Regions from separate parts of the Homo sapiens genome. Here region 1 is linked to region 2. Evidence: chromatin loops called from intact Hi-C (ENCODE). Cell type or tissue: B cell. All regions are shown on one strand. Each heading gives the region's core, and the rest is flanking DNA. Links, peaks and the distances in the headings are about the cores only.

Region 1 (5,384 bases), core at 147-5,146, 220 kb before region 2:
TGGACTTACTAGACAACGATTTGAATTAAAGGGAGCCATGTCTCAGGAACTTTTAAAAAGTATGAGAGGCCAGGCGCGGTGGCTCACGCCTGTAATCGCAGCACTTTGGGAGGCCATGGCGGGCGGATCACGAGGTCAGGAGATCGAGACCATCCTGGCTAACAACAGTGAGACCCCGTCTCTACTAAAAATACAAAAAATTAGCTGGGTGTGGTGGTGGGCGCCTGTAGTCCCAGCTACTCGGGAGGCTGAGGCAGGAGAATGGCGTGAACCCGGGAGGCAGAGCTTGCAGTGAGCCAAGATTGCGCCACTGCACTCCAGCCCAGGTGACAGAGCGAGACTCCGTCTCAAAAACAAACAAAGTACGAGAACAACATCTCATCACTTAGAGAATATCAATAAAGAGAGAGAAATTATTTTTAAAAATCAAATATAAATTCTTGATTTGGAAAGTATGATAACAAATGAAAAATTTACTACAGCACAGCAGTAGATTTGTGCAGGCAGAAGAATCAACAAACTTAGAATGTAGGTCAATTGAAATTATCCAGTCTGAGAAACTGAAAGAAAAGAGAATGAAGAAAAATGAACCATAGCAATGTAGGCAAGGATGTGGAGAAATGGGAATCCTCATACAGTGCTGGGGGTTGGTGGGATGTAAAAGGGTGCAGCTGCTTTGGAAGAGTGTGGCAGTTCATCAAATGTTAAACATAGAATTACCAGATGGCCCCAGGATTTGACTCCTAGGTGTATCCAAGAGAATTGAAAACTTGTGTCTGTACACAAATGTGTACATGCATTGGCACAGCAGCATTATTCATAATAGCCAAAAAGGAAAACAACCCAAATGTCCATCTAGTGATGAATGAATAAACAAAATGTGGTAATATCCACGTGATGGAATATTATTCACTAGAAAGGAATGGAGTACTGATCCATGCTACAACATTGGTGAACCTTGTGAACATTATGCTAAATGAAATAAGCCAGACAAAAAGTCCACATATGATATTCCATTTATATGAAATATCCAGAATAGGCAAATCCATAGAGAATGTAAGTAGATAGTGGTTATTGGGGGCTGGAGGAAGGAGGAGTTGGGGAGTATGATTAACAGGATTTTTTTGGGGAGGGGAGAGTGATAAAAATACTCTAGAATTCAATTGTGGTGATAGTTGTTCGTAAGTTGGTGAACCTTGTGAATCAACAAATTTTGGACTCTTTAGAAATTAAGCTTCAACTGTACTAAACAGAGAATAGCATTTTCATTTAGTGTTTTAGAGATCCTAAAAGTAGTTAGTTATGAGCAAACAGATCAGATCAGTTTTTCAAGATCTAGGTCTAATTAGAAATCAGTTTTAAATGGACTACCCCTTCCATTTCTCTAGTCAGTTGTAATAATTAATTAGAATTGCCATTGAGCTGTGAATTTTCTCAAAAACTGCATGTCTTGAATATTTGAACTATGATTGGGAAAACTTAAATCAGAAATAAATTATTTAAAAATTTGTAGTATACACTCTAGCAGTTATTAATAGCATTATAGTCAGCTATGTAATCCTGTCAATATGAATGTACAAATTGAGTTTGAAATTTCAGATTCTGAGGTCCTTCTATGTCAAATGGTTGGGAGAAGTCTACCTTAAAAGAGAAGCTTTTGAGCCCATTTATTAAATGTCTATTAAACACCTAAATCTAACATCTAATTATAATCAGTCAAAGACAAAACATTTCACCCTTCCCCTTTTAATTAAAATAGGTAAAAATATATCTTAAGCACCTTTCCAGTTTGACATAGTCCCAATAATGTAAAGAAAAATGTAAGAGGTTTTTCAGCTGTTTGATATGACTGTGTAAGTTGTGATTTTTTTTTTTTTTTTTTTTTTGAGACAGCGTCTTGCTCTGTCATCCAGGCTGGAGGGCAGTGATGCAATCTCAGCTCACTGCAACCTCCACCTCCTGGGTTCAAGTGATTCTCCTGCCTCAGCGTCCCGAGTAGCTCGAATTACAAGCACCCACCACCATGCCCAGCTAATTTTTGTATATTTAGTAGAGACAGGGTTTCACCACATTGACCAGGCTGGTCTTGAACTCCTGACCTCAAGTGATCTGCCTGCCTTGGTCTTCCAAAGTGCTAGGATTATAGGCATGTGCCACCGCGCCCGGCCTGATTTTTGTTTTTCATTTAACACTTGCCATATGTGGCAGTTGTCCAGCATGCAGCACAGCAGTGTTATCTACTTGCACGGTGTGTTCTTGTGTTACCCTGATTCCAGGGATCTCCCCTGCCAGGAGGCTGACTGCCTGTTCCAGGGAATCAACCACAGAATATATGATGAGATGATGTGATGAGGGGAAGAGGAAAGAAAAATGAACAAAAGACCTGGAAAATGAATGCTTGGTCCTTTCATATGGAGCCTAATGCTGCCACCCAGTGGTCAAATAATGCAGACAGACTTGCCAAAAAGTACATTGTGTTATGTAATGAATGCTGTGTGGATTTTTGTATGGACCGTGATAGATCCGAATCGTGTGACAAACACCTACCATACAAAATATGTTTTAAAACATAAGCCTACTTTAAACAACAATTATGGGAGCACAGGTTATCTATATATTAACCCTAGACAATAACTTGGAAAGTACTTTTAAAAAGTGATTTTGGTTAAAAACTGGAAGTAAGGAAAGCAAGCTGTTGAAATGTATTTCGGCTGGGCGGGGTGGCTCATGCTTATAATCCTAGCACTTTGGGAGGCTGAGGTGGGTGGATCACCTGAGGTCAAGAATTCAAGACCAGCTTGGCCAACAGGGCGAAACCCCGTCTCTACAGAAAATACAAAAAATTAGCCGGGTGTGGTGGTGCACGCTTGTAATCCCAAATACTCAGGAGGCTGAGGCAGGAGAATCGCTTGAGCCCGGGAGGCAGAGGCTTTAGTGAGCCGAGATCCCGCCATTGCACTCCAGCTTGGGCAACAGAGCGAGACCCTGTCTCCCAAAAAAAAAAAAAAAAAAAAAAAAAAATTAGTGCTGTGCAATACCTTTTTGGGGATGAATCGTTAAATCCAAAGTTAGGACTCAACCATTATTCATATGAAGAAAGACAAGTAGCTGAGAGGCAAATATGAATATGAACATTGGAAACATTTGTTATGTATATATATCAGACAGAGACATTTTATTATATCATTAATGTCACAGAATGAAGCATATTGATTTTGAAACATTTTTAACAATGGGAGAAAGTTATATTTTTAAATAAAAATTTAAAAATGTTTAATGCAGAAATAATGATAAAATTAATTCATGTTTCTGTAGGTCTGAAATCTAAAAGCTGGACTTGAAGCTATAAGAAAGGGACATTAGGGGCTTGATTCAGATCTCAGGAGAACTAGTGCAGTCCCATTTTGGTTCTCCGTATACCTGACTCCACTGAAGAGACAAGACTTAGAAAAGGTGAAGTGGGGCTGAAGGTAAGGGTGAGACTGAGGAGTCCTTGAGGCAGAATTTTCTGAAAACAAATTTCATTTTGTATTTAAAGGGCTACCTGCTAGATGCTTATATTCTTTTCAGAAGAACAACAATAATAAATATCTTTAATTGGACTGATAGCAGATGAGCCTAATGGAATTCACTGTTGACATTAACATATCCCAAAGGAATCTTCTGAGGGATAGTCAAGATTCCCCTTTCCCCAATTCTTACGATGGCTTTGAAAACTAGCCACCAGTTCAATTATTGACATGAGCTTAAAAATTGAGCTTAAGATACATTGTATTAAAAACTGGCAGTCAACAAATGATATTGTGACATTCTGTTTCTACATTCACTTGGAAATCAATGGGATAAAAGAAAGTCTACATTTACATGAAAATAAAAAGATTTGCTTTAATAAAAGAAAATTAACTTTTTAAAATCCAAGAATAAAATAGCGACTGCATAGAGAATGGGTTTCATAGTAGATGTGTGCAAAAGATTGGATTGGTGAGCAACATTTAAAAGAGCCAACTAATTTGAAATTCTAACGAGAGGGCAGGTGCCCAAAGCGAGAAGCACATTAACCTTTGCTTTGGTAGGCTCTAGTAGATTACGGTGTTCAGTTTTTCCATGTCAGAGTGTCAGAGACCATGGCCCATGACTATTTGCTGAAGGAGCTGGGAATGGATGCTTAGAAAATATTTTTTGAAAGGTATTCATTTACTCATTCAACCAGTATATACTGAATGTCTACTATATGACAGGACTGTTCTAGGCACTAGGGATATGGCAATGAACAAAACATCAAAATCCTTATAAGAATGGAACTTACATTTAGGGGAAAAAATTAGTAAAAGGAATAGTGATCGCTGCAGAGAAAATAAGATGGAGGCTAAAGAGTGTCTGGGAAGTCTTGGAGTTTAAATACGTGGTCAAGGAAGGGTTCATAGTAAAACTGATTCTTGGGCAAAGACCAGAACTTTAGGGAGTATGCCACATGAATATCTATGTAAAGTACATTCCAGGGACAGGGAACAGCAAGTGCAAAGGTACTGAGGCAGAAACATGCTTGGTCTGTTAAAGGAACAGCAAGCAACCTTTAGGGCAGAAGAAGAGGGAGCAAAGTGGAGAATAGGAGATGATGTCACAGTGGGGTCGGGGAGGCAGAGGGCACAGACAATTTAGGACCTTTTAGGCCCTTGTAAGGACTTTGGCTTTTACTCTAAGATAGAAAGCCACTGGGATGCTTTGAGTAGAGGGATAATTGACTGTATTTATAGTTTAACATGCCTAGCTGCTGTGTTAAATAATGAATGTAGAACATAGCAGGGTCAGTTAGGGAGCTGCTGTGGTACAATCCAAGTAAAAATGCTGACTTGGACAAGCCTGGAAGCAACAGAGGCAGTGACATGTGGCTGGACTGGAGACATTTTTGGAAGCTGGAGTCAGTGGGGTATACGAGGGTAAGAGAGGAGCCAAGTCCCCAAGAGTTTTGGCCTAGAAAAATGAATTTGTTATTGATTGAGATGGGTAAGACTGTGTGGGTGGAGCAAGTTTTATGGGTACGTTTTAGACATAAGATCCCTAAGTGAAGATGTTCCTTTATTGGTGTTCATTATACAAGTCTGGAGGTGAGGGGAGAGTTATGGGCCTCTAGAGGTACATATTTGAGAACCATCGCATTCCTGTAAATCGCTATAATTGTGAATTGCATGAAATTGGATGAGATCACCAAGGAAGTGAGGGTAAGTAAAGACACCAGGGGTTAGTCACTGTGCGTCTTAAGATTTCTCTTTCGATTTTGTTTTCTTGGTGAAATAGAAAGCAAAGCATCAGCTGAGAGTGAAGATGAGGGTGTACTGTTGGAGCTTCGAGAAAAGAGAAGGCTTGCAATAGTCACTTAGGGGAGT
Region 2 (5,384 bases), core at 312-5,311:
GATATGATTGAGTCAGTGTGGAGTATAGAGATAACTCAAACAACCTTGTTATAAAAGTTCCTAGTATGTATGTTTTTAGTAATAGATAATGCTTATCCAATGTTTCCTATATGGCAGGCATTATGTTAAATACATTATATGTGTTATTTAGTCCTCACCACCATCTTTCTAGTTAAGAAACAGATTTATCTTCAGTTTACAGATAAGTAAACTGTGGCTTCGAGAGGTTACATCATTTGTAAGCTACTACAGTCAATAGGTGGCAGAAAGAAACTCAAACCCAGGTTTGACTGACTCTTTTACACTATATTCTACTATGGCTTCTCTCAAATTATTAGAGGTATTCACACTATTTGGGGACACTAAAGGCAACACACATTGAGCTGCGTACCAGTGGTGATCTTACTGTCAATGACTTTTGATCTAGGGTGATTCAGCAGGAAAGGTATTTTTGGATGCTGACTGAGCTTCTCCGACACAGCCATTGCCTTTTCCAGGGTTATGTGTTCTATTTGGTTCCTTCCTGAGGATTCCCCCCATTCCCCTAGGCTTAGCCTCTGTATTAGTTTCCAATAGCTGCTGTAAGAAACTACCACAAACTTAGTGTCTTAAAAACAACACAAGTTGTTTTTAAGGTCAAAAGTCTGAAATGCGAAGAGGCACAGTGGCTTACACCTGTAATCCCAGCACTTTGGGAGGCTGCAGCGGGTGGATCACCTGAGGTCAGGAGTTCAAGACCAGCCTGGCCAACATGGCAAAACCCTGTCTCTACAAAAAATATAAAAATTAGCCAGACATGGTGGTGGGCACCTATAATCCCAGCTACTCGGGAGGCTGAGGCAGGAGAATCCCTTGAAATTAGGAGGTGGAGGTTGTAGTGAGCCAAGATTGCCCCACCACACTCCAGCCTGGGCAACTAGAGCAAGACCCTGTCTCCAAAAAAAAAAAAAAGAAGTCTGAAATTGGGCCTCAAAGGGCTAACATCAAGGTGCTAGCACAGATGCTTTCCTTCTGGAGGCTCTGGAAAGAATCTGTTCCTTGACCTTTCTATCGTCTAGAGGCCACCTGCCTTCTGTGGCTCGAGGCCACTTCACTCCAGCCTGTGCTTCTGTCATCACATCTTCTCCGACTCTCCTGCTTCCCACTTGTAAGAACCCTGTGATTACCCTGACCCACCTGGGTAATCCATAGTAATCTCTCGACCTTACAATCGGGATGAGCAACCTTCATTCCATCTGCAACCAGAATTCCCTCTGGCATTTAACATAACGTGTTCTCAGGTTCCAGGGATCAGAATGTGGACCTTTATTCTACGGACCATTATTCTGTCCACAACAATCTCCCTACTCAGCCCTCACATACACACACATGCCCAGGTCCCCCTGTGCTCTGGATTTCAGGGCCTTCCCCATCCCACTCACCTACCCATAGTGGCGCTCTGGTTTTTCTGTATTCATTCAACAAACATTTATAGAACACCTATTATGTCCTAGGCATTTTGCGAGGGGCAAGGGATACCACGAAAAAAAACATAGTCCTGCTTTGAAGGACCTCACATTTCAGAGGAGCTGACAGAAAAATCATGAAACACAAGAAAACATGGCAAATATTGGGGTGGGGTAAAGGAAGCCCAGGAAGTGAAGTTTTTATATAGGACTTGGGGTCTGGGGAGGGCAGGGATATACAAAGATGTATATCATCGCTCCTGTTGCTATCACAGATCCATCATTTCAATGTAGTGGGTATCATCACGGAAAAAGAGGGCCTGCAATCTGGGCTCAGGATTTCCTGAAATGTCAAGTGCCCAAACTGATGGCAGGCAGAGCTGGACTGCTCAGAGACCACAAAGTGCAGGGACACCAGACCTCCTGAAGGCCTGGCTGTCGCACGGGTCGGAGCAGCCAGCAAGAGCTCCTTATTACCGTGGCGAGGAGACCGCGCCAAGTGGAAAAAGCTATTTACAGTGTTGAAGGGGGAAGGGCTCATCCCAGTGGGTGATTTTCTCATTTCCCCAGGCTGAACCTGACCTAAAACAAACTTTCATTTTCAAAGCTGAAAGGGGAAAACTTGCTACATACACAAAGATGGAGTTTTAGTTCCTCTGCATCTCAAATGTGGAGTCTGAGGAAAGAGCCAGTACCCCGTAAGCACTGGATGTTTTCTGTTTTAGATACTGTATCAGCCCAGGACCCTGGATATGCCTAGCGACCCACCTGTGCTCCAACCTGTGCTCTCTGTGTCGTCTCCTACCTGATGGCCTCTGTGTAACCCTTATCATAGCAAACACAGAAGCGATCATCTGATTCTGTATGTTCCTGTACACAGACATTTCACAGGAACCATGGGGCGCTAGTTTCCAGCTCTGTACTGAACTCTACTGTCTCCTTTCAGAAACACAAGCAAATACTTATACTATATATACATACAGTTGGTCCTCCCATCTGAAGATTCAACCAGCCATGGATCAAAAATATCTGGGCTGGGCACGGTGGCTCACGCCTGTAATCCCAGCACTTTGGGAGGCCAAGGTGGGTGGATCACCTGAGTTCAGGAGTTCTAGACCAGCCTGGCCAACATGGTAAAACCCCGTCTCTAGCAAAAATACAAAAAATTAGCCAGGCATGTTGGCAGATGCCTATAATCGCAGCTACTACTTGGGAGGCTGAGGCAGGAGAATCACTTGAATCCAGGAGGCGGAGGTTGCAGTGAGCAGAGATCTCACCACTGCACTCCAGCCTGGGCAAGAAGAGCAAAACTCTGTCTCAAAACAAAACAAAACAAAACAAAAAAATCTGGAAAAGAAAAACAAAACAAAAAAACCCTCAAAACAGAAAACACTATAAGAATAAAAAATAACGAATTTTAAAGCAGTACAGTATAACAACTATTTACATAGCATTTACATTGTATTAGGTATTAGAGGCAGTCTAGAGATGATTGAAAGTATACGAGAGGATGTGCATGGGGTAAATGCAAATATTATCCCGTTTATTATCAGGAACTTCAGCTTCCATAGATTTTGCTACCTGAGGGAATCCTGAACCAATCTCCCTCAGATACTGAAGGACAACTGTATATACTTTTCATTTTCTTAGTCTTAGTTATGAAAAACCAGGCACTCTTATTTAACACACACACACACACACACACACACACACAAACACACCCCAGAAATTTCTTTTTACAGTTGCTCATACACAAAAAGCATAGAGAAGACTGAATTCATGTTACATCAGGTGACTTGGTGAAATAACTGGTGTTTCATATAGGGCTTTAGAGTTGGCCGAAGGTTGTCCTGGCCACTGAATTTTCTCCTTATAACAACCTTATGGAATAGCTGTCTTTGATGCGGGTCCAGTAAGTACTAGGTACCTGTCAAATCCAGAGTCCTCTTCTGAGAGCACTGACTCAACGGGGACTTTTCATTTTTTACTATGTTTGATAAAATAACTTCTGTTCTTGGTCTACAGAGAACTAAACTGAGGATGAGTTCAACTCTCTGCTTTTCTGCTTTTAGTCCCTATCTGCTAGGTGGTCATCAGCCTCAGCCAGAACACCTCTATCGCATGGGCATCACCTCCAAGGCAAGCTCCGGCTTCAGTTTGTTCTGACTGATGGCCAGAGAGAGAAGTGTAAAGATTCTCCTAGTGCTTCTGCAAGAGAACCACAGAGAGGAAAACACCTTTCAAGGAGTTTGGTGTGGGCCCATTACAGGTTCTCTATGTTGGAAATGACAAACCAACCCAATCAGATCCTTTCTGCAGGACAATATGAATGACAGGTGGTCTCAGAAAAAGTAGATCATGGAATCTAATGTTTTTCACTCAAAACAGTGCATGAGACCTGCTGTTTATCCCAATCGCAGAAATATGAGGACTTGGAGTTACTCTGTGACTAAAGAAGACATGGTATTGCATCTTTGTAATTAGCCTCCATTAATAAGGGGAATATAATATAAAGTCCTAATTTTTATGCCTATTCTAAAGGTGAGGAGATGGAGTCTCAGAGATATGAAGTAATCCACAAGGTCTCCTAGCTAGGAAGTGGCACCTACTTTCAATAACCTTGGTTACAGATTTTCATTAATAATAAAACAAACTCAATAGAAAAACTTTTTTAAATGTATAGACTTCAGATAATAAAAACAAAAACCTATACCACAATTTGGATGAATCTCCAGGGAGTTATTCTACATTGAAAAAAAGCCAATTCCAAAATGTTACATAGCATATGATTATATATATATATAGTTTGTTTTTGTTTTTTGTTTTTGAGACAAAGTCTTGCTCTGTTGCCCAGGCTGGACTGGAGTGGCATAATCTTGGCTCACTGCAACCTCTGCCTCCCAGACTCAAGTGATTCTCCCACCTCAGCCTCCTGAGTAGCTGGGACTACAGGCATGCACCACCACACCTGGCTAATTTTTTTTTTTTTTTTTTTTTTTTTGCTTGTTTGTTTGTTTAGATGGAGTCTCCCTCTGTTGCCCAGGCTGGAGTGCAGTGGCACAATCGCAGCTCACTGCAACCTCCGCCTCCTGGAGTCAACAATTCTCCTGCCTCAGCCTCCCAAGTAGCTGGGATTACAGGGGCCCACCACCACACCTGGCTAATTTTTGTATTTTTAATAAAGATAGGGTTTCACCATGTTGGCCAGGCTGGTCTCGAACTCCTGACCTCAAGTGATCCACCCGCCTTGGCCTCCAAAAGTGCTGGGATTACAGACGTGAGTCACCGCACCTGGCTGAATTTTTGTATTTTTTAAGAGATGAGGTTACACTGTGTTGGCCAGGCTGGTCTCAAACTCCTGACCCCAGGTAATCCACCTGCCTCGGCCTCCCAAAATGCTGGGATTACAGGTGTAAACCACTGTGCCCAGCCCTATTTACGTAACATTTTTGAAAGGACATAATTTTAGAAAGCAAGGATAGACTAGTGGTTGGCAAAGGTTAGAGATATGGATGGGGCTGGGTTTGGAGGCTCAGCAGGCTGGGACCCTGAACTGGTGATGTGGAGATGGTTGTTTCTGCTTTTTGGCAAAGTGCAGAGTGAGCTTTAGGTCAGATGTTTTTCAGTGAGCCCATCACAGGAAATCCTTGGCTTTCAGGACAATTTCTGAGCTTATTGTCTACCTTAGAGAAAGTAAATGAAGTTGCAAGTTTTTCAAATGGGTTAGTGTGACATTAGGATTAATACCTACGTACCTGCCTGTAGAAAAAGAATGCTTATGGCAGCTTGGTGCTGTAGAGAGTCAACGTGACTTTTAAGTGAAGGTGAAGATTGATGACAATCTGCAAACCACTGCACCTGTGTGGTGGAAAGTCAGGGTGACCAGATGGCTTGGGAAGTGGAGCCTGAAAGAGTAGTTCCAATTTGGTCTTGTTGTTT

Evidence for each region. Hi-C counts contacts between places; a loop is a spot of excess contacts. Peaks named below come from ENCODE experiments on the same cell type or tissue, not always from the same donor. Only the 100,000 strongest peaks of a DNase experiment are listed, where the experiment ranks them.
Region 1: a loop joins it to region 2, with 5 times the contacts of the local background. A loop is called at or near these places in 5 of 110 quality-filtered maps.

Annotation. Positions count from the first base shown.
Region 1 is chr1:64,821,939-64,827,322 of GRCh38, forward strand. The region is part of intron 11 of RAVER2 (ribonucleoprotein, PTB binding 2); the gene reads left to right. Among named protein-coding and RNA genes, the nearest start is that of RAVER2, 80 kb to the left of the region's middle. RefSeq lists an enhancer at 5,193-5,372. In B cell, for the core only: CTCF peaks have their summits at 2,421 (motif pointing left) and 2,623; a DNase peak (open chromatin) is centred at 2,433.
Region 2 is chr1:65,039,280-65,044,663 of GRCh38, forward strand. It overlaps a transcript of JAK1 not described here. Among named protein-coding and RNA genes, the nearest start is that of MIR3671, 16 kb to the right of the region's middle. In B cell, for the core only: a CTCF peak has its summit at 2,407; a DNase peak (open chromatin) is centred at 2,342; H3K4me3 peaks cover 681 bases; H3K27ac peaks cover 1,377 bases.